Linked DNA regions of Mus musculus: all the other regions are linked to region 5. The links are chromatin loops, found by intact Hi-C in ENCODE. Cell type or tissue: left cerebral cortex. All regions are shown on one strand. Region 1 has its middle 2.9 kb from the start of Gm41205. Region 2 has its middle 90 kb from the start of Gm34819. Region 3 overlaps Gm34819 (a long non-coding RNA gene). Region 4 has its middle 110 kb from the start of Gm41205. Region 5 overlaps Gfra2 (glial cell line derived neurotrophic factor family receptor alpha 2). Region 6 has its middle 17 kb from the start of Gm34442. Region 7 has its middle 75 kb from the start of Gm34757.

What was found. A loop is a pair of places that touch in the nucleus more often than their neighbours do. Peaks named below come from ENCODE experiments on the same cell type or tissue, not always from the same donor. Only the 100,000 strongest peaks of a DNase experiment are listed, where the experiment ranks them.
Region 1: it touches region 5 in a loop (4-fold over the local background); 9 of 42 quality-filtered maps call a loop at or near these places.
Region 2: a loop joins it to region 5, with 10 times the contacts of the local background. A loop is called at or near these places in 9 of 42 quality-filtered maps.
Region 3: it touches region 5 in a loop (17-fold over the local background); 21 of 42 quality-filtered maps call a loop at or near these places.
Region 4: a loop joins it to region 5, with 19 times the contacts of the local background. A loop is called at or near these places in 15 of 42 quality-filtered maps.
Region 6: it touches region 5 in a loop (2.0-fold over the local background); 3 of 42 quality-filtered maps call a loop at or near these places.
Region 7: a loop joins it to region 5, with 1.9 times the contacts of the local background. A loop is called at or near these places in 3 of 42 quality-filtered maps.

Annotation. Positions count from the first base shown.
Region 1 is chr14:72,185,428-72,189,427 of GRCm38, reverse strand. No RefSeq gene overlaps it. Among named protein-coding and RNA genes, the nearest start is that of Gm41205, 2.9 kb to the right of the region's middle. In left cerebral cortex, a CTCF peak has its summit at 1,896 (motif pointing right); a DNase peak (open chromatin) is centred at 1,913.
Region 2 is chr14:71,528,522-71,532,521 of GRCm38, reverse strand. No RefSeq gene overlaps it. Among named protein-coding and RNA genes, the nearest start is that of Gm34819, 90 kb to the left of the region's middle. In left cerebral cortex, a CTCF peak has its summit at 1,854 (motif pointing right); DNase peaks (open chromatin) are centred at 53 and 1,853.
Region 3 is chr14:71,669,072-71,673,071 of GRCm38, reverse strand. The region is part of intron 1 of Gm34819 (a long non-coding RNA gene); the gene reads right to left. Among named protein-coding and RNA genes, the nearest start is that of Gm34819, 51 kb to the right of the region's middle. In left cerebral cortex, CTCF peaks have their summits at 905 and 2,459 (motif pointing right); a DNase peak (open chromatin) is centred at 2,476.
Region 4 is chr14:72,292,112-72,296,111 of GRCm38, reverse strand. No RefSeq gene overlaps it. Among named protein-coding and RNA genes, the nearest start is that of Gm41205, 110 kb to the right of the region's middle. In left cerebral cortex, a CTCF peak has its summit at 2,153 (motif pointing right); DNase peaks (open chromatin) are centred at 2,246, 3,260 and 3,667.
Region 5 is chr14:70,891,963-70,895,962 of GRCm38, reverse strand. Gfra2 (glial cell line derived neurotrophic factor family receptor alpha 2) reads right to left here. Exons shown (of 9, transcript NM_008115.3): 2 at 1-191. Among named protein-coding and RNA genes, the nearest start is that of Gfra2, 3.9 kb to the right of the region's middle. In left cerebral cortex, CTCF peaks have their summits at 104 (motif pointing right) and 1,632 (motif pointing left); DNase peaks (open chromatin) are centred at 2,036, 2,865, 3,188, 3,701 and 1 more place; H3K4me3 peaks cover 2,870 bases; H3K27ac peaks cover 1,226 bases.
Region 6 is chr14:70,804,707-70,808,706 of GRCm38, reverse strand. No RefSeq gene overlaps it. Among named protein-coding and RNA genes, the nearest start is that of Gm34442, 17 kb to the right of the region's middle. In left cerebral cortex, CTCF peaks have their summits at 1,892 (motif pointing left) and 3,135 (motif pointing left); DNase peaks (open chromatin) are centred at 1,538 and 1,799.
Region 7 is chr14:71,090,596-71,094,595 of GRCm38, reverse strand. No RefSeq gene overlaps it. Among named protein-coding and RNA genes, the nearest start is that of Gm34757, 75 kb to the left of the region's middle. In left cerebral cortex, a CTCF peak has its summit at 1,862 (motif pointing right); DNase peaks (open chromatin) are centred at 1,819 and 2,153.

The DNA.
Region 1 (4,000 bases), 1.3 Mb before region 5:
GGCTCATTGTAGCTACCATTGGTTATGGATCTGGTAGATGAATGGTGAGCCCTGAAGCAATAGATATGGCAAGCCCCAGGCAAGCAGTCTAATGGCAACCTTGTGATAAGAGACTGATTAGAGTTCTGGGAAGAGAAACTGGGGGCCATGGATATAGAGAACGATTTCGCCGAGTTCTGATAAAGGAGAGAAATGAAGGGCAAGTTAGGGGTAAGTGGGGTCAGGGGAGCGCCCCCCACCCCAATGTGAGGTTCCATTATTTCCCATGTAGGTTTTAGTTTTAGTGGGAGGAAAGCTGTGTGTTTTCACTCTGCTTTTTTATAACCCAGGATAATAGATCAGTGAGGAGTGTTGCCTAAAAGCCATAGCTTTGAGTAGGTGAGAAGGAAGGATGGGGTCTGGATGACAACAAAGAATTGTCAGGGTGGGAAGCCCTGGAGGCTCCTCCATAGTGACAGAGGGAAGGAAGAGTGGGTGTGTCTGAGGGTGTACATTTATGTGGTCAACATTTTGTTAACCGTGGACACGCTCGCTTTGCTGCCTTCTCATTGGATTGAGCTTGGTGGTTAATTGGGAAATGTTTGAAACAGTGTCTGTCAATAGCCATGCAATTCTCCACTAACCAGTTCATTTTACTGTTTCCCAGAATCCGGATGCAGACCAGTGAAGAATGAATATAGATTCCACCCTTAATGTTCAAGCTCATAGACCCAGATCTAGCACCCAAGGTTGCCCTATTGCTTGGTTGTTAGCTGGAAAGAACTGGAAGTGTCTGGGTAACTGCTACATTGTCAATCCTGTACCGTCTGTCCTATTTATTTATTGGATGGCAAGAACCCTTACTGTTTTCTTAATGATAAATGACTTTGAGCTATTGGCCTATTGTTTTTGGCTAAATGCATAGACAACCTCATTAGCATCACAGAGAACAAAATCTAGTTACACATAGATAAATAGATAATACAGTCAACATTTACTGTGTGAAGGGTCTCATTCTAAGGGCTTTGCATGTGTTATTTTCATTAGTATACTCAAGAGCTTTGTGTATAAGATCTTACATATGCTTTACATGTGGCAACTCAACGCAGTGAACAACAAATTGCTGAATAAAATGTGCTACTAGACTTCATTACTCAACTGTCATGCATACTCTTCTACTGTATCTGTTCTTGCTACTTTTGATTTAAGGTTCTATTGGGTCCTGAAGGAGAACCTGGGGAGACACCAGATCTTGTTTCAGCTCAGCCAAATGCTGACTGATTGAACTTGGGAAATGGCTTGGGATGTGTTTTGCATCTGCATTCCATGAACTTTGAGGATTTCTACCATTCTATTGAGTTCTAGCTTTTTTTTTTCCAGATTTTTATTATGTCTGTGCCTATTATCTTACCAGAACCATATTTCTTCCATACCCAGGCTTCCTGGGTGAAAGGTGATTATGTCTGGGCATGGTGGTGACTGAGATTGGCATGCACGGGAGGGACTATCACCTATAGCTCTCTGTGGCTTTCCAGTGGTTTACAAGCAGGATTAAGGAACTAGCTCCCCCACTTCCACTTCAAGAAGAGCAGTGAACAGAGTTGCTAGGCACAAGCTTCAGGCTCATCGAGTTCCCAGAGCACCAGCCTGACGAGCTAGTTTTAGTGCCTGGTATTTATTATCTTTGTGGAACCTTGGCCCAGAGCCTGGAACTGGGCATGTAGGGTGAATAATTGTACATGGGGCTCTCATGCATCTAACTTTAAAAAAAATCTCAATTACATCAGAAAGAGGGTTCAGGGTAACAGATGGGGTCCTGGGGACGATAGTGTAAATAACAAACAAAGGCATTTTCTGAGATGTATCACTGGTCCCAGAGAGCACAAGGGCTGATTGTCCAGCTGGAGTGCCCAGAGACGAACATCCAGGAGGTGGCAGCACTCACAAACATACCAACCTGAAAACACATTAGCCTGGTGAGATCTGGATTGGTGGGGGGAGTTTGGAGGGTATGAGCAGGCATAGGATTTTCATCTCACAAGGGATGGCTAGAGAAGTGTTTCATGAAACTAGATGCAGAGTTGCAAAACAAATGAGTGCACTGGGGCTGGGAGTGGGGTGGTGCTGAGTAGAATAGCTAGTTTGATTTGGTGAAGTCTCTTTGTAAGAGACATAGCCACTTGTAATATAACTCAACAATGGAAGGCATCTTTTGTTGAAAGGAGAATGAGATATCTCTAATTGAATCACTATGAAACTGAGGTCCTGGGGGAGGGGAAAATCAGAACTACTTGCTGCTTGATAGTAGATCTTCTGTTGGATGCCCCATCTCCTGCTTCTCTGATGCAATATCCATACCTGCTCCATCAGGCTCAGCTTCCATAGTTACCAAACAAGACTATGGCTTGCTGCCTTTTTGGGTGATACTGAGATTTCATCACCTGATGGGCAACTCAGGATTATTCCTCCCCTTGCCTATTTCCAACTCTTACTGTGTATAATGATGATGGAAGGAAGAGAGGGAGGGAGAGAGGAAGGAAGGAAGGAAGGAAGGAAGGAAGGAAGGAAGGAAGGAAGGAAGGAAGGAAGGAAGGAAAGAAGGAAGGAAGGAAGGCCCAATAAAGAAGGAGAGGGCTGCCATGCAGGTGCACGTGAGGTTGTGGAGTTTTTGGCAAATACAAGCAGACACAAGGTGTGACATAAACCAGGGCCAGTTAGAGTGCAATTGAATGGGCTGCAGATTCTTTGACTTCTGAGTGAGTTACTTCTTGAGGCTGCAAGACTCTGGACTTAGACTCTTGGATCCTTATTTACTAAAAAATTTCTTTTCTTATTGCATTATTATTTTAAATTCTCTCTGTGTGTATTTGTATGTGTTTGTATTTGTTTATGTGTGTGTCTGTGTGTGTGTGTGTGTGTGTGTGTGTGTGTGTGTGAGAGAGAGAGAGAGAGAGAGAGAGAGAGAGAGAGAGTCCATATGTGTCAGTAGAGTTGAGAGTTGAGAGGATAGTCTCCGGTGTTGGTGGTCACATTCCACATTCTTTGAGGCAGAGCCTCTTGTTTTCCTGCCTCTGCACATCAGGATAGCTGGTCCAGAATCTTCAGGGATTTTTTGCCTTGGTATTTTGGGCAGGTCTACTATTTCCTCTAGCCTTTACATGGTGTGGTGGTGTGAATAAGGACATTTCCATTGGTTTGGATGTTTGACTAATTTGGCCTTGTATGGATGCGTGTGGATTTGCTGGAGAAAGTATATCACCAGGAACTTGCTTTGAGGTTTCAAAGCCACATGCTGTGTTCCCAGTTTCCTTTCTGCTTCCTGTTTGTGACTCAAGATGTAAGCTTTTAACTTCCTGTTCCGGGTACCATGCCTCTGCTCTGCCATCATGGACTCTTATCTCCCAGGAACCAATGGCCAAATAAGCTCTTTTTTTCTATAAGTTTCCTCGATTGCTGTTTTATCACTGTAATGAATACACATGGGTTCTAGGAAATTGAATTTAAGACATGTTTATATGACAAACAGTGTATCCACTCTACCAAGTCTCCAGTCTTCCCCCCTATTTCTCTTAACAGTTCACTTCAGTTCACACCAATGAACAGCTTTTTATCTGCCTCCTGTGTGCTATGTCAAGGATATTTCTCTAGACTCCTAATCACTGGATGGGAAAGAGTCTAGTATTTATGCATCAAATATTTAATTTCCATCTCATTCTCCAATGAGATTCTAGCTTTTATTGAGCTATATTTTCAATGGGACTAGCCAGCAAGAGAGTACAGTTCTCACTTCTCCAGGAAGCCATGTTTTGTCACATGACTTGATTCTGGCCAAATAGATCGGAGGCTAGAGTGAGGCTTCTGGAAGGCTATTTCCATTGTGATGCTTGTGACATGAGGCTCAGGCCATTACTGCCCCTCTGGCTGTAAGAATAGTGAGCACAAAGCACAAAGCAGCCTTGGTCTCAAAGGACCACACAACCTTATGAAACCACACTACCTGTCACTAGGGCTCTTTTCCTGG
Region 2 (4,000 bases), 640 kb before region 5:
AAGTCCTGCCCAGGCTGCCTGGCTGTCCTGCTTTTCCACTGGACCACAGCCCTCGTCTCTATACCAACCACTCTGTCAGGAAGTGACGCTTTCAGACAGCGATGATTAACCACCCGAATGATAGTAAGTGGCGCAGATAGTAAGTGCGGTAGGCTTTTAAAAATAGCCCTGAAAGCCCTTGCTGCATGCAGAAAGGGCAGACTGACACTCTGAGTGTCTCAAGGAGGAGGATGCAAACCCCACCGACGCTGAACTGAGTGACCTCTCCCCACACTGCCAGCTCGGGGCTGTAAGGACTACAGGCTACAGTGAAGAACCCTGGGCCACAGAGGGGCCTCTGCCTAAAAACATCTGACAGGAGGCTGTTGGCACTGAGTTCTGCCCAGATGTGGTGGCACCAGGGGAGGGGGGTTGTTTCAAATGGAATATTTGGAACGACAAGACGAAGGCTTGTGAAGAAAATTCCACTGATATGAACAGAGCGCTATTGTAAGCGGGGACAAACCCAGGATGAAAAGGGGAAGCATTATTGGACAAATCAAACCAAGGCACAAATGCAAGAAAATCTTAGTGTGCATTTCCACCTCTACCCTGATGAAGGGTTAAAATGGCTATTGTGGGCTATGCATAACTAAGCTTTCTACGGAAAGGCTGGGCATGCACTGGAATCCAAGGACTCAAAGCCAGGACCCTAGACCTGAGAGTATGGCTAAGTGAGATCAATCAAGGGGAGTGAAAACCAAGTAGGTGATCTAGGGCAGTTCTCAGACTAGAAGATTCAGGGAGAGTGCAGATGGAGAAAGTTGAGCTGGGAAACACAGTTAAGGCACAGGAGGCACGGGGCACCCTGTGCAATGATTACCAATCTTCTACTTTAATTTTTTTAAAGTTTGCTTTGAGACAATAGCAGTGAATCCATTGAACATCAATAAATAGAACACATTGGAATTCTGGCAGTATGATTACCTAGTGCTGCTACCAACACTGCTGCAGGTAGAGATTCCCAGAACAGCTGTTTTCCTACGAACACAACCCCAATGTTTGGAGACTGTCAGCAGCAGCTGACCACACTTGGAGATAGCTGTGTGTTTATATGCATTCCTTTCTCTGACTCTTAGCCTGCCCATCTCTCATTATCCTAAGCACACAAACCCTTGCAGATACAAATACCCTTCTTGTCTTGGCCTGTAGTGTCTAAAGGACCTTCTGCAGAGCTGAATTCACCGTGGCAGGGGCATGTGCCCACCTCTTTGGGAACAGAAACCTGAAACCCTGTATTTCTCCTCATTCCAGTTTCTCCCATCTCCTAGCAATTTCACAGGTGAGAAATTTTCTCTGAGCCTATGTAAACAGACACCTGATTAAACCAGAGAACTTAGGAGATGAACACCAATACAAAGATTTTCATATTTTTTATTGTAAATAGCCCAAATATTTGGTCCCATTTCCAGTTTAAATGGGCAAACCATAATATTGATGGCTTGCAACAGATGCAAGATGAATTGAGCTTCTCTACCAGCTAGCTGAACCACTTTTAATGGGGAATATATCGAAGCTATAAATTCCTGCAGACAGGATTGCTATGCAATAGCGTAATATATCTTCTATTCAATCTTTTATACATTATGTTTTGTCCTGCATCCCCGTGGATATATTTATGGATCTGGAGCTTTTCAGTGAAGACACGCCAAGCACCTCCTCTTCTCCTTCTCTGCATTTCCACGGCCCCTGGAGATAGAACTCCTTTATTGTTGTTCTTTACCAGAGAGTTGGAGTTTGCTCTTTGTCCTCAGTGCTGAGCATCCTCTGTGAGAATGATGCTTTGCGACTCCAAACTTCTCTGGGATGTTTTTGTCCACTAGGAGGCAGAGATGTCAGGAGAAATGAATAGACACTTACAACCAGGAATAAATGATTCCCTTGTGCTCTCTCCTGGCATAGTGGCTGGTGAACTCTGACCTCTAGCCATACTTTTCATATCACAAGCTGTGTAACCCGCTAAACCACGATTCCTCTGCGGCTGATGGTGTGCGGCTTTCCCCACTGGCCAGAATGAGACTGTTGGGGTTAATTTTGCATTTCCCTCAGCAAAGTGTTGATGGGAGCCAGTTTGTTTTAACTCCCTGCTTCAGAGATATTTCAATTCATCCTAGTGAGAGGATCTGATACAGTCATGCTAGCCAACTATGTGGAAGAGACTCTTTGTACCGTGATGAGTAGAAAAGCCAGAACACGGGGTGAATAGGACCTAAGAATCCTTCTCCTAATAATACTTTCACCTGCCAGACCCCACTTCCTCAAGGCTCCATAACCTTCAAAATACAATCGCCAACTAAGACCGAGTACTCCATGCACCAGCCTATGGGGAACATACCAGACAGACTCAAACCATACTGAAGAACTAAGAAACCTACATCAGTCCCCACCCCCATGAGCTATATGGAAACAAAATATAATACGTAGCAACAAGTGGAGACAGCAGCTACCTCATGGGAGCGTCTTTGAAATAACTGACCCTCATCTGCCTCTCAGCTGCTTGGCGTGTGCTTTATTGAAAAACCCCAGTTCCTTCATCTATAAAAACAAAGCTAATAGTATTTCTAGTAGTGTTCTGGTAAATATTTAATGGCTCTATTGTGTTTATTACCTTTGTTCTTAATGCATTTTATCTAATGGCAAATTTATATAATTTTATTTTTAGTAACAGCCCGCTTTAAAATAACCTACTCACCGGATTTCTGAAACTGTAGCAGTCAGCTTTTGCAAGCTGGTAGGAGGCAGTTCTCACACAACCCCAAGTCCTGCAGAGCGTGCTTATGAAGGCCAAACCTCTAAAGGCTTAGCACATGCTACTAATACCCAGTGCAGAGGCTGTAAGCACTAATAATATTGGAACATATAAGGATAAGGACAACATATTTTAACTTGTAGATAAAGACTTAAAAACAGTAAAGCAAAGCCTTATTTGCAACCTAAATCATATTCAGTATGACTTTTAATACACATGAAAAGGGGTAATATACCCAACCACCCTAAAACAGAATGAGGAAAGGAGAGAGGCAGGGAAAGGGGGTATTGATGCTGACAAGTATTTTGGACCATCTTCAGTACAGGAGGCTGAGGAAGGAGAATCAGTGATCGCCCCACCTCCAGGGATTTGTATTATGTCTTCAGAAATGGTTTGAATCTAGAATATCTCCCTAGTCATCTGTCACTACTTCAAAAGGTAGGCCTAAGGGTTACACTCCAAAACTAAATAGAAGTACTTTCGTGCAGCCCTTACCATAACTAGTCCACTGTTGCCATCCTTCCATTTACATTGCCAGAGACAGACTATGAACACATCTGCACAAACAGCTGCGCTTTTTAGCTAGGTCATTAAAGAATGGATGGCAAGGAAGATTAATGGAGCTGTCTCTCTGGGTAAAGTATGGTACTGTTAACAACAACCTTGTTGGCTGTTGGAAAGGTGAGGTAACTCCTGGAAAGTGGTTAGCACAGTGTATATTTCTTATCGCTAGTATAGTTCTTGCTGGGCCTGGGAAACCCCAAACTAGTGATGCAGGTGGCTGAGAACTGTTTAATAATGATGATTGGCCAACAAGCATTTATCTTCATTGGATGGTGAGCCTAAGAGATTCCATTCACTGCTTTCTGGATCCCCATACCATCGCATGACCCAGTGACCCAAAGAGCCATGGCGCCTACATTCATAAAGGGCATTCAGAGGCTGATTGGCTCATCTGTCCCATGCTCTGCCAATTCAATTCAAGCTCTGCAAGCCCACCAAAAAAAAAATCAGAGATTACCATAATCCTCCCTCCCCTGTTCCCTGCTTCCCATTCTTTCTCATTCTCTTCTTCATTTTTCCTCTCCAGAGACCCAGAGAAGGAACACAGAGTCTGGAGTCAGAGGCTCTGCATCTACTAACAGTCCACACACTTAATAACCAGGGCCCTTACCATGCTCAGTTGCAAATTAGGAACTAATCATACACAGG
Region 3 (4,000 bases), 780 kb before region 5:
AAAAAGCATGGCCACACAGTGACATCCATCACCTTTGCCATGTCAGGTTAGAAGTAAGTCAGGGTCTCCTGAGCTCAAAGAGAGGAGCATGTATATCAAGGTGTGATTCCTTCCTTGTCTGGCTAAGGCGTGTCCCTGAAAAAGGGGATCTCCTTGCTCTTCACTTTCCTCTTCCTTATATAATAGCAATTTAGAGCAGTTAAATAAATTATCACCTGCAAAGCACTTAGAATAATGCCTGATTCGTAGTATACATTATTCATCTTTACTAAATGATTTTTTTTAATTAATGGCTAAATTAATTTACAATTACATATCATGCATCAGTAGTTAGGAAGGTGGCTGACTGTCACAGGTTGACAGCCTAATGCCAAAGGCTGGGAGCCAGCACCCTAGTCTCCCTGTGCTGAGACCTTCCATATGTTTACTCCCTCACAAGAAAGCAGAAGAGATGAAGGTTACATAGCTGGAAGTACCTAGACTTCTGGAGAGAGGAAATGACAGAATTCCCTTGCTTTCTGCAGGTCTCACAGAGCAGGCCTTTCCTCTTTCACTCTGCCTCACTTCTCTGGCTCTCAGGAGCCAGTCTCTTCTTTGCCCCCCTTTGCTTTCCCTCTGAGATGGGGTACAAGCAATCCAATGATTCCCCTCTTTCAGTGAAATGTGTAACAGCTCATCTCCCATCCATCTCCCTCTTTCAAAGGTAATTTATGCATAGCTTCCCTTATATTTGCAAAACATAAGAAACCCTTTAAACACAGAGACTGCTTTCTGTTTCTGAGGTGGGTTCTCTGGTTGCCATACTCACAGGCTAATATTTGAGCATGTTTGATTCAGTGTAGCTGACACAGAAACCACTTAGTCGTTTCTCCTACATCATCCTAAGTTAATGCTCCTGACAGCCTGCAGGAGGCTTTTCAGCAATTTTTCTATTTCAGCTTTTTTCCCCTCTGTCTCCTGCCACCCTCCCCCCACCTCCCCCCTCCTTTCCTATAAAATTTGCTTTCTGCACAAAAGCTGATCAAACCTTTGCAATTTGTATCCATCGCATCTTAAGACCAAACTGAAAGGCAAGTGGAGCCTCTGACTGGCAATGGGGCAGCCCAACCTCTCAGGGATGGATTCTATTTGTGCCTGATGTGGAGGGATTTAACTGTTCCGGAAAGATAAGAGATGCTCTGTTTGCTGAGGTCCCTTCATCAGAGCACCTATGCCTGGGGTGCTGCCAGACTGCCTGTGCAGCTTCCTGCCAGGTCTAGGGTGGCCTCTGTGTCCTGCAGTATGCTTCACAAAGCCAGTGATTTCTACAGCCTCAGGCTCCAGTCTCAGATTTGATCCCTGAACCCAAGGGAAAGATGACAGCCTATGCTAGAGAAGTACATAGATTCTTCTCTTCTTCTCCTCCTCCACTACCTCCTCCTCCTCCCCCTCTTCTTCTTCTTCCCTGTCTTCCTCTTCTTTCCCTTCCTTCTCCTCCTCCCCATCTGTCCTTTTGGTTTTTTTTTTCATTAGTTTGTCTCTGTATCTCTGTCTGTTTCCATATCTCTGACACTTTTATTGTACCTCTATCTTTCTGATTTTGCCTTTTTCAGTCTCTTTCTTTTACTGAAACACCCCCCCCCCACACACACACACAGAAGCAAGCACATAAAGACTCAAGCATGCACAGGCTTGCATTGTCATACTCTCACACTCTCACACACATTCATGCACATGCACACACACACACAAACACACACACACACAAGCAAGCAAGCACATAAAGACTCAAGCATGCACAGGCTTGCATTGTCATACTCTCACACACATTCATGCACATGCATACACACATACTCACTCACACTCTCTCTCTCTCTCTCTCTCTCTCTCTCACACACACACACACACACACACACACACACACATAATCACATGAACATTCAAGCACACCCAGGCTTCACACACACACACACTCACACTCACACATACACACACACAGAAACACTCAAGCACACACAGACTTGCATATTCATACTCTCACACACATTCACACACATGCACATGTATACACATACACACACACTCACACACACATACATCTTAGACTCTTGTTCTGGTGGGACTGATGTAACTTCTGTCTTCTTCCATCCCTTCCTCCTTTTCCTTTGCATTCACCTCCTCCTACCCTTTCTCAATTCCCTGGACAGCAAACTGCCACCAGGATACATTTTCAATTGGACTGTGTCAGGGAGATTTGCAAACTGAATGTCAGGAAGTCATTCACCCCTAAAACAGTGAGAAAAATCAACTCAGCTTGACCCTCTTCCCCCACCACCCCCCAACATACACTCTCTAGTATAGCCCTGCCCCCTCCCCCACAACCAACTCTGAGTACAGAGGATTCCCAGACCCCTCAGCACAGATGCTGCCTGGTCAAAGCCTACTACTTTCCATCTAGAGCGGGGTGGCCAGCAGGGGGCAAGCTGGCCTCACAGCTGACAGGCCAGGAGGCAGTGACAGACAGCACAGGGGCAGGGAGTAACAGTGGCCACCCTTTAGTGGAGAATAGGATGCTTAAGGATCAAACTTCTCCACAGCTGCTATTCTATTTCCTGGGCATTTCTAAGGCTCATGGCCAGCCAGGAAGAAGCCTGAGATGCTGCAGGGCAGTGAAGAAAGAAGCAGTCACTCCATCTGCCACATCTGGAGCATAAACATCATAGGCAACACTGCCACTTCATGGTTTGAAGACGAGCAAACTAAGTCTCAGGCTCACTAAGCTGGTTACATGGCAGAGAGCCTTTGCTCTAGAATGGTCTGCTGCACATAGACCCTTTGCAGACTCATGCCCTGCTCCTGCTTGTGGGTGACTTTCCATAGCATTGTTCTCTCTCCTGATTTCTCTTCAGCTGGCTGTCTTCGTCTCTAGTCTGGGGTATGAATTCAAGGGGGACTGGGGCGAACCACATTTTCACAGGGAACAAGGTGGTCTGTAAAAGGCTCAAGCCCTAAGTATTTAATGAAGGTTGGGAAACACTGTAATGAAGAGACTGAAGAGTGGTCTTGGCCATAGCTCAGCCATTACTCAATGGTGCACCCACAGGCCAGTTGTCTGGCATTTCTGTGTCTTTACTGCCTTGACTAGAAGTAAAGAGGTAATATATAGATGGCAATGTGCTAATTAGGCATATTAGTTACTTTTCTTGCTTTTGCGACAAGCTAACTAAATCAATTGAAGTGTTTATTTTCGCTCACAGTTTCAGGGTACAGTCTGTCTTAGTGGCTTCTGGTCACTTTGTGCACTCGGCCAGGAAGCAGAGCAAGAAGAATGCTGGTTCTTGGATCATTTTCTCCTCTATACAAAGGCTGAGGCCTGGGCTCAAAACGGTACCAACTACATTTAGGTAGGTCTTCTCCCACGACTTTACTCAATCAAGAGACTCTCACAGAGACATGCTCAAAGGTTTTCTTTCAAGGTGATTCTCAATCCAGTCAGTTAATAATGACAATCACCTGGGAAACCATGAATCGTTGTGTGTAGGTGGGGGTGACCTAAGGATTCTGTGTAGATTGTATATAGGGGCACATGCATATGCACAGTAAGTGAGATCCTAAGAGGGATGTATTAGCAGAGGAAGTCCAAGAACAGTTACACAGAATGGCCTGTTAGTCACATCCACCTGTCGTGATCTGAGATATAATTCCTTCTGTTCCCTGATACTGGAACTTAAAGGGCCATGGAAAGTATATAAGGACCTTGGACTCAAATCTAGGAATATTTAGGGCAAGATGCAGACAGGTCTGTAGTCTTAGACACTCACTAGCTCTTCTGAACCTCCTTGCTTCTTATCTGCTGGCAACATCTTGATTCGGGTTTGTGGTGTTGAATACTCAAAGGAGATTCTGGAAAGATGAACTTACCTCCTCTCGGTTCTCTTTGTCTCACTGGAAGAGAATGTGTCATTGTCACATCAACAGAATGCCATCCTAACTACTCACCAGTCTTGGCTAAGCCAAGGCT
Region 4 (4,000 bases), 1.4 Mb before region 5:
TGCAGAGAGAGAATGAGTTTGGAGGATGCTAATGAGAATGGGATTTGTGCTAGATTAGGTGACAGATAATAGTAGTTTGCACCTGGGCATGAGGGTTGGGGAGAAGCAGAGGGAGGGGAGATGGCAAAAGCTGCAGGAATGGAGACTTGACCAGGATTTGGGAGGAGAGAAAAAAAATACCAAGAAAGACTTTTGCTTTAGTTTATTCAGCCGTTGCATTGGGTCCTGGAGGAGGCAGTTCCGCCCCCCTCCCTCCAGTTAAGACCAGAGATTTAAGTTTTCCTGTGAAATCTTGGGGTGGTTGCCCCAAGCCAGGCCTATATATCAGTTCTTTAGCCTCTCCTTGCAGGACAGGACCAGGGATCTTTAGACACCAGCGTTTCCTGTCCCATTGTTCCTTGCCTTTTGACAGGCTGCCTCTCCTGTAGCTCTGCCATGCTCACCCTGCGCACCTTTCTCTGCCAGCTCCCGGTTTACTTAGACTTAATGACACTCGGATCCCAGCAGGTTCCTTCCCAGAATCACAATGGGCGACATTACACACTCCTCGTGTCTGGTGATAACTTTTTATGAGGTTTTTATTCTCTAACAATATATTAAAGCCATATTTTTGCCAGGTTTTTACTTCGGTTTATTTCTTGCCCTTGACTCGCTGTTCTCTGCCCCACCCCCATCCCGCGACTCCAGTCCCTCCCACGACTCCCTCTACCTGAGCAGGTTTGCTGCGAAGATGTTTAATTCTCTTTTAATCCCAATTCCCCGAGATACATGAAAGCATCTTTACGAGCCCATAAATCCACTAAGATAAAGTGCATTTTTATTAGTTGTGTTGACATCAAAGGGGAAAAAAATAGAATCTAATGTGGAATAGTCAATAATGAATTTGCTTAATAGCCCCCCTCATCACCTTAACAGTCTCAGGAGGCAGTGGCCTCCGGGGTAGGGCACAGAGGCTGGCAGCGTTGCATCAGAGACAGGCAGGTTACCACCCTGGTAGACGATGTTTCCTCCAAGGAGAAAATATTTCTTTGTAATGGAGCTTGGAAGCTTGAAGGTAGAATATGGAAAACAGAGCCTGGGGCAGAGGGGTGAAGGGAAGAGGTTGGTGGACTGGGAGTTTAGCCATTGGTTGTTCCGAGGCTGCTAGGGTACCTGTCACCCTAGCTGTCAGCCTTGGTGAGAAAGCACAGACGACTGAGAGCTGCTCCGGTGACTGGAAAATGGAGAAAGGAGCTGGGAGGTATGATTTGCCATCTCAGGAAGCAGGTGACTCTGCAGGGGGCAGCGTCTCTGGGAAGAGAATGGAATTCCATGGTTCAAGCTAGGGTCAAGCTCAGCTTTGGTGCATCTGCACTGTCTACCCACCCCAGGCTTGCCTTTCTCCCCCTCAGGCCACCTGCTCCACTTCCTCATCCCTGGTTTGCGAGACTCCCTTTGCTCTTCCTTCTTCCTTCCTTCAGCCGAGGTTTTCTACATCCCTTTGTAGCTACAGATTTAGGGTTTGCAAGATTCCCTGGCTCCCATCCCTCCCTTCTTCCTTGTTTTTCTTCCCTCCATGCTTTCCGTTCTTGTTCTTGAGCTCTTCAGAAACTCTTTCACCCAGGGTGTTACTGAGAGTGAAGTCAGTGCACTCAAGTCCGTGACTGAGAACAGGGAATCTCTCTGCCGCGGTCACTTGATTTTGTTTGTTTGGTTTGGGTTTTCAAGACAGGGGTTCTCTGGGTAGTCCTGGCTGTCCTGAAAACCCCATTTAAAGATCAGGCCTTGAACTCAGAGATCCTCCTGCCTCTGCCTCCAGAGTGCTGGGATTAAGGCATGCGCCACCACGCCTGGTACAAGTGGGCATTTATGCGGCTTCGAGACAAGGGTGTAGAGATGGCTCCCTTTGAGACAAGGGTGTAGGCTCCGAGCGCTTAGTGCTCTTGCAGAGGACCTGGGTTTGAGACTCAGGCCACATATGATGGCTCACAACTGTTAGTAACTTTTCAAAGAATCTGATGCCCTATTATAACTTCTGAGGGAGGCAGGCACACGTGTGGTGCACATCATACAGGCAAAATGCTCATATGCATAGAAAACATACCAAAAAGGGGGGGGGGGAGGGTTGAAACTATTATGGATGGCCACTAGATGGCAATAGTCTAACATACAAAATAGTAAATCTCTGAAAGGCAGGTCCAGGATAAGGTGTTGAGCAAGAGGCCTGTAATGAAAATGTAGGTGTGGTCTGATGTAGGTGTTTGTTTTGGCTCATGGGGTAAGTCGTAGTGGCTGCAAGGCCACCTCTCATAGAAGAGCAGATGTCGACATTGCCACCCTCCAGGGTCCTTAGCTCCTCTTCACACCCCTGGCCAGCTGAGGTAAGAGCCTCAGACTGGATATGAACACACCTGGTTACTAATGTGCCCAGGTGTGACCTCCTGTTTCCTCAGTAGGCTCTGAGGATGGGCATGTAGTTTCTCCTCATGTCAGGGATTATCTATGGTCACTAAGGGAAGGGCACAGTGCTGAGACTGGCATAAGCTATTCGGAGGAGTTTGCTTGACTGCTGGGAAAAGCCTGTATCAAGAAGGTCTTGCCAGTGACTCATGCACAGAATGAAGTTTACACAGTCTTTATTCTTCAAAACCTTGAGTGTGTGTGTGGGGGGTGGGCGTGGGGGGGGAGTGGGGAGAGGGACAGGGATGGAAAGAGGCACAAGGAGAGATTAAGAGAATGCTGTAGTGGAAGGCTGCAGCATACTGTTGGTGGGACCAGACTTCAGAAAAAGAAGGAGCTCACTGGGCTAATGGGCCGTGAGCTTGTTCCTGCAGGGTTTAAATTAAAAACTCATAGCTTACCTGGCAAAGAGAAGGGGGAGCATGAGCTGGCACAATGAGGACATTTTACCCGCAAAGAGGGAGCGATCTGGGGTCCCGGTCAGGGATGGTTGCTTGGAAGTCAGCATGAGTTAGTGACGGTGAGTGGGAAGCTATGGCAGGTTGCTGAACAGGAATGTGATCCTTCTGTTGTTTAAGGGAACTCTCAACTCTGGCTCAGGACTGGTAGGTAATTGGCAGCGGGGATGGTGGTATTTTTTTTTTTTTTTTATCCATAGTGCATGGCCTTGGTGTTCAGTGAATGCGGAACAGATACTAGCAGGAGCCTCAAGGACACCGAGGCCAGCAGAGGACCCCTCCAGGGAGGTCAGCTTCATTGGTGAGTGTGTGGAGCAGTCTGCTCCTCTTGAAGGCTGGCTGGGAGCCACCCACACTGAGCACTGCTTATCTAAAGGCTGCTTTGTTCAGTAGCTCAGCAGAGCATAGGAGATGTGATCACTTGCTGGGAATTACACAGGCAGACTTTGCCCTCTGCCACTTCCCATTCTGCTGATACACTTATTTGACAGTGCCTAAGGAACTCCTGAACCATCCTTTATCTCAACACAGGGTTATAGCTAGACACCATTGCTGCTCCAGCCAAATCTCATGCCTGTTGCTCAGGCCCAGTTACATGGGTCCCCGCTGTGCATGCATACACGGCAGAATGCACAAAGGGTCTGAGTTGCATGTAAAGAAGACAGTGAGGTTAGGTGCCAGGTAGGGCAAGGACACACAGAATTTAGAGATACAAACGCAATCTCCGAACAGAGTCACACCTTAATGGACACAAAGAGTGGGCCTAGTAGAAGCCTGATCCTGGGTTTCTCTGGAATCAGCTCAAGCAGATAGAAGGGAATACTTGGGTAGCTGGCAAAAGAATAGGCCAGCTGTCAGTGGATAAGCATTTACTGAACCCCAATTAGGCAGAGCATGAGTAAGACAAGCTTCATGACCTTATGGGTATGAAGACAGGAAACCAGCAGTTATAGTCACAGTGGTACTTACAGTAAAGCATGGACAATTGCGTTTTTGTTGAGCTGGTGGGATTTTGTGGTCACATTAATTTGAATTCACATTACTGATATTGATCAAAGCATGATCAAACAGCTGGCCCCAAACAACAGTCTTCCGCATGCCAA
Region 5 (4,000 bases):
CTCCTTATTGGCCAGCATGGTATTGCGATCCCGGCCTGCCAGGCACTGCCGAAGGGTGCGGTACCTGGAGCTGCAGTTGGATTCAGCCGCACACAGCTCATTGGCCCGGACACAGTCCACTTGGGGGCGCCAGCCGTGGAGCTCAGAGCCCTGCGGAGAGGAAGGGCTGGCCAAAGAGCGGAGGGTTTCGTCTGGGTAGTGGGGAGGGAAGACAAGCGTGAATGAGGGTCATCATAGTCTCTGACCCCAATGTAGGCCTAAGGTTTGAAGGAACTTCTTACCCTCTCCATACCAAAGTACACCAAGACCAAGGTCAACGTAGACCCAACCTAGTCAGCCATGCTCCCCTACAACCATGGTTCACATTCATTTTCTCCTGAGCGCAATCCTAGGTGGTGGAACACAGCATGCTAAATCCAGGAAGGCCTTCACTGAAACTGCCAGTAGGCTAAGATGCCAATAGTCCAGACAGAATGACATGGCCTCAACATGGAGTGGCAAGGGTTATGCAAAGGGATCTTGTCTCGACTCCCAGTGGACAAACCTCCGCTCCATCCAAGGCTCCAAAAGTCAGTTAACCCTCAGAGCCTGTCTGAAACTTAGGAAGAACTCAATCAACATCAAATTCCAGGGAAGCTCGGGTCCAACTCAAGGTCACACACAGAGAAGCAGCAAGCCCCCTCCAGCCCCTCAGTCTCGTCATTTCTGTTATCATTAGGCCTTTAGAAGACAACCAGAGACAAGCCTAACTCAATCCAGGAGGCCCAGCAGAGAGAAGCAAAGACCCCTTTCGGGCCTTGCCTTTCTGTATCTGCCAACTTCACACCAGACAGAGGCCTGGCAAAGTGTCTGCACGGGCCAAGTTCTTCCCCAGCTCCCTGCAAGAGAGACCTCATTAACCAGAGCACAGGGGCAAACCCACTCCCCGTGCTGCTTCCCCATCATGACCTCTCCCATCTCTATCTCCCATCATCTCCTGTTTCCTGTCTCCCAAGGGTTCTGTTCTCAACCGACCTCACCACCTTTTCCTTTTAAATGTGCTCTCTCTCTCTCTCTCTCTCTCTCTCTCTCTCTCTTTCCTTTCCTTCATACACTATTCTGAAATCCTGTCTTTTTTATATATCCTTCCTAAAGCAAATTAATAAATCAACTCTAGAAAGAAAAGACTTCTCCTCCTTTGGGCCCTGCCTTCCAGCCTGAGTATGGCTTCAGCCCACTCCCTCTTATCTGCCTCCCACAGTGTCCCCAGAAGGGAGGGGCCTGAGGACTGGACATGAAGGGCAGAGAGAAGCTGGCCGGACCCTTTCAAAGCCAAGCTTCCAAAATGGTTTCCTCCAGACACAGGCGGCATCTTCCTGTCTCCCTGTCCTTCCTAAAGCCCTAACTCCAGACCCTGCCCCCTCAAAAAGCCACATCTCTCTGCCAGAGCAAAGACTGCCTTCTGCAGGACCCAAAGAATAATTTGAGAGGCTTTCTCCACTCCCTCCCACCCAAAAGAGAATAAAACTCTAGGTCAGTCATCCCTTCCTCAGAATACTGCAGAATCCCCCTACTCCATCCTCATTCAGAGCTGCCACGCTCAGGCCTTCTCCCTAGGAGGCCCTGCTCATGGGGGAGCTACTGCAGGGAGACAGCGACACCTACAGGTAGAGCTGCACACAGCAAGCCTGTCACTCCCCAGAGCTGGGAGGGGCGGGGGGGGGGGGTGAGGGGGATCATTCCCAGTTGGAAACAGCAAAGGAGATGAAAGGGAGTTGGCCTCCCGATGGAGGAGGCTCCAATTACAGCAAAGGAAAATTTCTTCTCTTGCTGACCAAAACCCTGGCCCAGAACAGAAAGAGCGGAAGGATGTAACCACACTGAAACAAGACAAGTCGTAGAAACCCCCATACAAAGTGGAAGTTGCTGAAAGCAAGGTCTGCCCAGGCACTAGCCTGAGATGTGTCCTCCACTACAGCTGAGGTAGCAGCTTTCTTTCAAGGCTTCAGCAGATTCCTGCATCCCTTTACAGGACTCTAGTGCCTCTGGGCCACCCAGGAACAGCTGAACTACCACGCCCCCAACTCGCACCTGTCAGCTGCTCTCAGGCAGCCAGCCAGCTCTGCATTCTCTCTGACTTTGTCCCGGGGTTCCATAGGACTTCACCTTCCACCTGATTGAGCTAAAGGTTTAACTGCCCAAGCGGAACACAGAATGGGACATGCTGGCACTCTGGCTGGGTCTTCTATGGGCTCAGAACTTACACGAGTTTAAAGTCAGTCTTGGCCTGCCCTGCAGCTGAAGCCAAAATCTCCCTTGATATCCTTAACACAAGCCTTTACTGGCTCCCACACCAGTCTCAAAGGGCTTCCTCATCCTGTCAACTGATGTTCATGAAGGGCAAGAATAGTTTCTGCAGAGGACCAGGACATCCTTTTGATCATTGTCCCTATCTCTGGGACTCGGCTTCAGAACTCCCAGAATCAACCAAGCCCAAGCAGAGAAGGGAAACACAGTAACCGGGAGAGGCTAGCCAAGAATCAGAAGAAAAGGCTACCTTCGTGGCCTGGAGGAAGAAAACCTGGAATTATCAAGAATAGACAGTGTGGACCAGTTCCAGGGAGTGCCAGGGAGGGGAAGGCAGAGGTCCACATTGCCCTCCTGTGTCTACAGTCCCCTCAACAGCCAGAATGTGCTAGAATACCACGGGGGGCCTGGTGCTCTGCCCACTCTGTTTCCTCTCTCCATGGCATCCTATGCCAACCTTGGAAATCTGGATGGTTGGGTTTAAAAGCCCTTTCTCTATAAGGTAAGTCCTCTGACATTAGGTCTCACTCAGAACCTTTGAGAAAGGCATCTGAAGGGGGCGGGACATGGCCCCAGCCAAACTGCTGATTTGAGACTGAAATCCCAAACTGCTAAGGAACCGCCACACTAAACAGACTTTCCAAGTGGTTCCCAACTATATAGTCATCTAGCCAGGAAAAGGCTTTTGGATTTAAGTTTCCTTCACACCATTCATCCCAGCCTGTCAGAGCTTTTCAGACTCCCCTGGCCTGCCATTCCCTTGAACCCTTTGCCCTGATTTGGAGAGGGACTTTTTGAGGGATAGGGGACTGAAGGGGCATAACTCAAGGAGGCATCAGGCAACCCCCTCCTCCTCCACTTTCCATTTCAGCCCTTGGGGAGCAGGCAGTGGCGGACATCTCTGCTCTCGGCTCATAATCTCTACACACATACGTGCAAATACGTGTACACACCCATTATGGGCAGGACGCCCATTGCCACATCTGAGGAGAACTGACTCCTCAGCTAGGATCACCCAATGTGCAACATGGGGTCTGATACTGGAGGGTATTGTGCTCATATACCACTGCCCCTCAGAGGGGGGCCCCTATACTTGGAAGCATGCATCCTTTATGAGGGAGGGGTGTAACTCAACAGCAGGCAATCTGGCCACTTTTTACCTGAAATGCAATGCTTTCTTCTTCGCTCTGATCATTCTAAGACCCTAGAAAGCTACGTTTTCAGACCATTAATGAAGATAAGGTCAAATTTTGTGACAGTTCATTCAGAATGAGAGTTCACTTCCCCCAAGGCTGCTGGAAAGGGATGAAAGTGAGCCCAGAGCATCTTCTACCCTCCTACCCTGTCCCTCCCACCCACAGGGTTACTGACATGTGGAGAAAGCAAGTATGGTGAAGGCCACACCCCAGGGCAGGGCTATGTCCCCTGGGAATGCATAGCTGGGAGGTAGAAAGTCTGTGAGCAAGCAAAGATACAGCCAATATCTATTCACCCTGACTACAAATCCCCTACAATCTGGAGGGCACTTCTTAGACCATGCATATCTTCCATAAGCAAAGGCTACCTCCCTGTCTGGGCTATCCAGAGCCCTTTTCTGCTGAAGGTAAAGGTGATTTCTTGATCCCTGCTTGGTAGCCAGTTCATTCTGGTCTACCAACAAGCAGAACAGCACCTGGACTAAAAGCAGATGTCACACACACACACACACACACAC
Region 6 (4,000 bases), 87 kb after region 5:
GCAGGAAGATGGGGAGAAATCACAGGTACAGCCAACAGGAACAGACAGATCCACAGAGACAGCCGCACTGGGAGAGGGGAGTCAAAGACCGGCTCCTTCTTGAGGCCTGGGAGTTTTTAAAGTCTCTGAACTTTAATTTAAGATTGGCCTGTTTGAAGAAAGGATAGCTGATTGGCCCACATCTGTTGTAAACATGTCCTAACAGCTTTGAACTGGTCGACCTGTCCATCACCAGGCTCCTTACTGTAAAAGCCCAGGAGGTCTCTGCTTTATTTAGACTTCCACAAGTCCAGAGGACTGGAAGAAGCCAGCCATCGTGATTGTTCACTCACTCTATTACCTAGCCGTGGCCCCTCTCTCTGCGTGTCTGCCTACCAGGAAGTCTGTCTAACTCCTAGTCCCTTGCTGCCAGCCAATGGTCACCATTCAGCTATATCATCACACTGAAACCTTAGGTTGGCTTTCTCGTGTTAGACTTTAAGATGCTATGCACACAGCACAACAAAACATTGCAGGACCATTCGTTTGTAAGGTCTAGGATCTAATTCACCTTTTGCCTCTTTGCTTTGTCCCCCTCCTCTTTCCCCTGGGAAGTCCATTAAGCACATGCAACCAGTGACCCAGAGACAGATGACAGCTGTGAATGCCGCCCAAAACAAAATTATAAACTTACTTAAAATATGATGGTATTTGCTGGCATTGTTTGTTTGTTTGTTTGTTTTTGAGACAGTGTTTCTCTGTGTAGCCCTGGCTGTCCTGGAACTCACTCTGTAGACCAGGCTGGCCTCGAACTCAGAAATCCATCTGCCTCTGACTCTGCCTCCCAAGTGCTGGGATCAAAGGCGTGCGCCACTACCACCCACCATCCGGTGGCAATTTTTTTTTAATAGCTACATTGCCCTGTTCTTAGGAAAAACACAGATAACAACACCCTGATACCATGTCAAAAAGTTGGACATGTCTGGTCCAATTTGTTATAGGAGCCATCAAATGAGAGAAGGACTTAGGCCAACATTATAATAAAGAAAAGCCAAAGTGGGTAGAGAGAAAACCCTTTCATTTCCAACCCAAACGGAAATTTCAAGAACTTATGCTACTAGCCTCAGTGTAAACCCTTTGAGAGCCCAGGAGGAAAGTCACAGCGGCCCCTCCTTATGCACTCTTTCTGCCTTAACCTGCTTCCTTCCCTTAAGCACCATCATTCCGGATAAATAAAAAATGAGTGCCTATTCAATCGAATTGCTTTTCTGTTTTGTTTAATTACTAGTGTTGTGACAGTACTGTTTCCTGCCATTTCCAATGCAGCGTTTCTGCTTTGCTGCAAAGTAAGCAAAGTTTTATGAGCTGGCCCTGGAAAGCCAACCATCACTTAAAAAGGTGACTCTCATGGGGACATACGTGCCAAGTCCCAAAGACTCAACTTCAACAAATCGCGATGGGGAGGTACAGTCAATTCCACACGGAGCGCTCTGCTGGCGAAAGGGCTGTTTGAAGGCATATTCTGCTTTTCACACCACTAGTGCTAGCATCACAGACTGTGTGGGTGAGAAACATCCTTGGAAATCACTTAGTCCACCCACCCCTCATCTTGCAGGGGGGGGGGGGGTGTTTACATGTGAGAAAACAGAGAAATGAAGGAACATGCCCCTCACACTCACAGCTAGAAAGCAAGTGACCTGGTTCCCCAGACACCTGGCTCAGTCTGCAGCCTATTCAGATGAACAAGCAAGAAAACAGAAAACAAGAGACTGGAGGGATGGCTCCTGGCTTTGCGGCTCTTCCAGAAAACCCAAGTTCACTTCCTACCACCCACCTTCAGTGGCTCAAGATTGCTTATAACTCTACCTCCAGAGGATCCAATGCCCTCTACTGCCCCCTGTTGTCACAAACGTGCATAGCACACACTCACAAACATATATATTAAAGTAATACAAATAAATATTTTCAAGAAAGAAAAAAGGCTGGACAGTAGTGGCACACACGTTTCATTCCAGAACTCAGGAGGCAGAAGCAGGCAGATCTCTGAGTTCAAGGCCAGCCTGGTCTACAAAGAAAGTTCTAGGACAGTCAAGGCTACCCAGAGAAACCTTGTATTGGAAGGAGGCGTGGGGAAGCTGGAGAAATAGCTCAGTGATGAGAGCACGTTTGTTCTTCCACAGTTTAGTTCCCAACACCCATGTTGTGTGATTCACAATCATGTATAGCTCCAGCCCCAGGGAATCTGATACCCCTCTTCTAGCCTCCACTGGCATATACACAAGAGACACATACTACATGAATAAAAAAGTAAATAAATCTTTTTAAGAAGAGAAGAAGAGAGAGAACAAAAGCAGCCAACATTTATTAGATCATTAACACTCACTGAGTGACAGGCATGGCTCTGGCCCTTGCAGCTGCGTGAAAACAATTCTCTCCAGTTACGGATGAGGCTCCAGGAGTCAGGCTGTCCTCAGCCACACTCCACCCAACAGTTGCCTGCTTTGCCCCCATCTCACCACACACCCAGATGACTGCTACCCACTTGTCTGATGCGTCTTCCTTCCATAGCATGGAACTTCCTATAGTCTCCAGGGCATAGGGATTCTCTATTGAGAAGAGTCAAGAGGGCCTCTGATTCTCAGATCACCCGATAGTCAAAGTGTTCAGAAAGTCTTCACTACAAAGAACAAAGCAGCACTCGGGAGGCAGAGGCAGGTGGATTTCTGAGTTCGAGGCCAGCCTGGTCTACAAAGTGAGTTCCAGGACAGCCAGGGCTATACAGAGAAACCCTGTCTCGAAAACAAACAAAAAAAAAACAAAAACAAAAAACAAAACAAAACTGAACTTGCTTTATAAATGTTTCCCTGGGCTGGTGGAAAACTGAAATAAAAAATCCCCAAAGGTTTTGGGGGAAAAAAATCATCTGCAAGTCCACTTCCAAGATCACAGGGTAGGGTCAGGGGTGATCACATGACCAATTTTCTTTTTAAATCTCATACTCTTAAAAACTAAAAGACATAGCAGAGACTAAGACGGGAGCTGGAGAGATGGCTCAGCAGTTAAGAGCACTGACTGCTCTTTCCAGAGGTCCTGAGTTCAAATCCCAGCAACCAGATGGTGGCTCACAACCATCTGTAATGAGATCTGGTGCCCTCTTCTGGTGCATGTGAAGACAGCTACAGTGTACTTAGATATAATATATTTTTTTTTAATGATATCTACAGAGGAGCCCAATGAGATGCTACAGAAGTGGTCCAGCCACTGAGAGCACCAGCCAGACACTAAGCCTGTGTTCAATTCCTAGTACCCTAGTACCCATATAGTGACTCAGTAACTCCAGTTCCAAAGGAGCTCTCTTCTGGCCTCCTCCAGCATTGCATGTGCACAAATATATATGCAGCAAAACACCCATATGCATATAATAAATAAATAAATAAATAAATAAATAATGTTTTTAAAAACTTGGCTGGTGAGATGGCTCAGAGGTTAAAAGCACTGTCTGCTCTTCCAGAGGTCCTGAGTTCAATTCTCACCAACCACATCTGTAAGTATCCTGGCACATGGTTGTACATGCAGCAGAGCACTCATACATTAAATACACATACATATATACATACATACATACATCATACCCTCAAGTTTAATTTTAAAAAAAACAAAACCTTAGAGTCTCTATAGAGAAAAGTCAACGAGGGGAAGTGGTATGGCTTTAAACTTCTGTAGTCAATCGCAGATCAGGAGAGTAAATAACAAGTAACAGTCACGGGACACCTCTTCTGATTGGACTTTGCACGTATCCTTCTAATGTCACCTATGCATTAAACCATAAGCCAGGGGGTAGTCGCTAGGCTCAGGGCGTGGCTGAAAGACTGTGAGAACCAGAGGTTTGAGGGAACCCGACAAAATGGTGTCTTCGTGACCTTAAAGGATTGGTATACTTATGAATTCATCGCAGCTGTGCTTGCTTGAACAAGATCAAGCCAGTCACCATCCAGCACAGAGAGGGGAGGAGCTCACAGGC
Region 7 (4,000 bases), 200 kb before region 5:
AGGTTTTAGAAACCTGAGCCAGGCCCGGTGGCTCTCTCTTACTGCATCAGATGTGGAACTCTCATCTACTTCTCCACCACCTTGCCAGAGCATGCAACCATGCTTCCTGCCCTGATAGTGTCTTTTCACAGAAATAAAATGCTGATTAAGACAATACCCAAGCTCAGGTATTTCATTGTGGTTATGGAAAAGAGTAAATATTGTGGATAAGAACATAAAGACAGAGTGAAGTGGCCAAATAAATGAGGGATGCAGTCCCACCCTTCATGAAAAGTGTCTCCACTGTCACAGCAGCCATTTTACTGGCATGTATAATGTAACACGGGCAAGAGTTTTAACATACCAGACATACATTAAATGTATGTGGGAGAATGGCGAGCCACTCAGAGTAGCTGCTCACATAGGATTCTGGAGTGGTCAGATGCACACTTGCTAGCACCTCGAGGTGTCATGACAAAGTTTAGACAAAGAGGCATGGGCACCAGTGAATATGACTAAGAGTGACTATAAGTGTAAGGTGGTACATATGCAAATTACTAAGATCATTTTCCATTTGCCACTGTAGTTTAGTGTTTGTTTTCCATATTACATTGGGGGTGGGAGGGGGAGAGAGAGAGGGAGAGAGAGAGAAAGAGAGAGTGTGCCCCATAGCACAAGTGTGCAACTGAAGAAATTGAGCTTCCCCTCCACCATGTGAATACAGAGACTTGAACTCAAATCATCAGATATTACTGGCTCAACCACCCACTACAATTCCATGATGACCCTGAGACCTTGACCTTTCAGCCCCATTTCAAAAGGAACACTTGATGCTCAGAGAGGCAGAGTGAGTTTACCTGTGCCACTTCCAGTCCAGCTCCCTTCTAGGAGAGGGAACTGATACAGAATTCTCTGCCTCCAGTGCCCAGTCAGCCAACACCGTGCAGCTGCTTCCTGGTCCCTCTTTTATAGAAAACACTAAACAAGGAAGTAAAATCAATGAGAAATAATAAGTGTTTTTTAAAAATGACTCCATAAAAAGACAAACTTAAAAACCATAAAACAAAAAGTACAGCTCTCAAAAACAATTGGGCAAAGTCAGCACAGGGGGCCAGAAGAGATTAATTTGAATTTTAAAAGCTCAAACATTAATATCTCAGCCAAAAGGCAAGGCAGAGGCCAAGTTGGGGAGCAAGGAGAGAGCAATGTATTTTATAAATGAGGGGAGGCCTTAGGGCCTGGGTGCTAAGCAGAAAGCCTTTCTAGGGGAGGTGGCCTTGTACTTGACCTTTGAAGGGCTCTATGGAGAGAAAGTTTCAGTGGAAGAGGAGTAATGAAAAGAAGAAACAAAAAGACCGGAAGTGGAATGACAGGGATGAAAGATGATGCTAAATCTGGCTGGGAGATGGCCGGGATTGGGGGGGCAGGTGGACATCCGGGATTGCAGGGGCGTGGGGGGAAGGATCCAGATGTGGTCAATTAAATATAGCAAGTTGCTCTCCTGATGGGCAATGAACAACAAGGAGGCTTAAGGGTGCACTGGGGACCAGTGAAGGCAAACTTCAGGCTCATTCAAGGAGTTTCAGATGCAGTTGAGAGCAAGTAGGGAGAATCAAAAGCCCTCTCCAGGAAGCTCAGAGCTTAATCATGGCTGTCTCCTATGCAGAAGGCCAGAAGGGCAGTGCCACTGTCTCAAGGTCAGAGACCATGTGAGGGGCTTAAGAAGGGCCAGCGCCTTAGGGAGCCAGTCCTCTGCTGCCTTGGACAGACTTGGCCCAGTTCTGCTTCCCCAGAGTGAGGAGGTGTCAGAGACTGTAAGGGAGCTGTTGCAGAGTAGTGATTCTTCTTGGCAGGAAATGTGAGAGCTGCTGCCCGTGCTGACTGGGCTCTCCTCCACCAGGGCACGGTCAGCAGATGGCGGTTATCAGAGTGAAGGAACAGAGGACAGTGCTCAGGGTGTTAGAGGAGGTTGAGAGGGACTAAAGTGTCCCCAGAAACCAGAAATCATTAGGAAAAGGTCCTGAGAATAATTTGCACACATGTGTGCCCACACGCGTGCACACACACTTGCTTTCTAACACACATGTCTCACTTCTCCTCCCAGCATACATATCTGCTTCCAAAACTCGAATGTCTCACCTCCCTTCTCTATCGGGCTCACACTCTTACTTGTTAACACACTCACTCATTTCACCTTTCCCCTCATGACACTCACACCCGCAGCTCCTCATGTACTCAGCTCCTCACACTCCCTTCTCCTCCCCATCCAGTTACTCATGGACATGCACACCTGCATGCACCTTTGCTTATAACCCATGCATTACTATACCGCCAATACACATCCACTTGAGAGACCTACACACACACACACTCACACTCTCTCACACACACAGATACAGAGAGCATGAGAGACAGACAAACAGACAGACAGACACACAGACAGAGTCAAGGAGAGAGAAAGACAATTTAGAGACAGAGATGGAAAGGCAGAGAGACAGAAACAGGGAGAGAAAGAATAAACTAAGTTTCAGCTCAAATTATTTTGTCAGCCTCAGCAAAATTAGTGGAAAGAGCCACTGAGGCCAGATGGATTGGAGTTAAAGGACTGCCTGCCATTGTGAGACTGTGACCTTTGTCTCTCATTTGGAGTGGGGATGTCATAGCATCCCTTCCACTCAGGAAGAGCAGTGACAAAGAACAGCAGGGTTTTCCCTTCGTATCTTTTCTTGGCAAAACACAAAGCTGGTCCCTATATTGATTTCCAACGATTATTTTTCTCCCCTTTGTGAACTCCAAAGCCAGGAAACTACGACCCTGCGCTAAACTGTGGTTTCAGAAAAAGGCAAGCGCCCCTTGCCTCTAGACCATTGTCCTGGAAGCAAGGTTTGCTTTTGTTGCCCTCACCTGGGTTGCAACTGATGTTCATTGCTTGCTGATCCCTCCTTTAGGAGGCAGTGCAGGCCTTTCCCCTAGGGTTCTGCACTCTGGAAGGGATGGTCTTCCAGGGTGCCTGTCAGAGACGGCCATGGACGAGGGACCATCCTTCACACAGCAGAACACTTCAACTCTTGAAATGATGGAGCGTGAGAGTACCCTGACCTCCTAAAGATCCTTAGTACAGCTCCAGGCAGCATAGTGCTCTATCATTGCCTTGGGCATTGCCTTGAGCATTGTTCTATCATTGCCTTGAGCATTGCCTTGAGCATTGCCTTGACCATTTCTCTATCATTGCCTTGAGCATTGCCTTGGGCATTGCCTTGAGCATTGCCTTGAGCATTGCCTTGACCATTTCTCTATCATTGCCTTGAGCATTGCCTTGGGCATTGCCTTGAGCATTGCCTTGAGCATTGCCTTGACCATTTCTCTATCATTGCCTTGAGCATTGCCTTGAGCATTGTTCTATCATTGCCTTAAGCATTGCCTTGAGCATTGTTCTATCATTGCCTTGAGCATTGCCTTGGGCATTGCCTTGAGCATTGCCTTGAGCATTTCTCTATCATTGCCTTGAGCATTGCCTTGGGTATTGCCTTGAAACTTTTGCATTACTGGGACTATTGATGCTGGTTAGCTGGAGCTAAGAAATTAGCGGTGATGAGACCAGCATCATTGAGGTGACATCTTCTGGGAAGTGCTTACTGAGAGCACAAAGAGACTGTTCCAGAGATAGCCAAAGTTGTACCTCGTGCTGCAGCAGGACTTGGTAATGTGTAAGAGTCACCCAGGTGGTACTGGTTTTGACAGCATGAAAAGGTCATGCAGAGCAGCTGAGGCTCGGCACTGTGATAGGCCATGGAAGGCCATTGGTGAAGGTGCAACCTCAGTTGCAATTGATGGCCCAGGACAGAAGGGGTCATGCAAAGGAGTTGAAGCTTGGCACCATGAAGAGAGCCTATGAGAGGCTGTTGGTGAAACCTAGTTACAGCGGAAGACAGCAGTGTTTTGGAGATGCCAGTACCATGAGATGACCACCAAGAACAGCAGCAGCAGTGGAGTACAGGCAGCTGGAGCCTAGAAGACCACG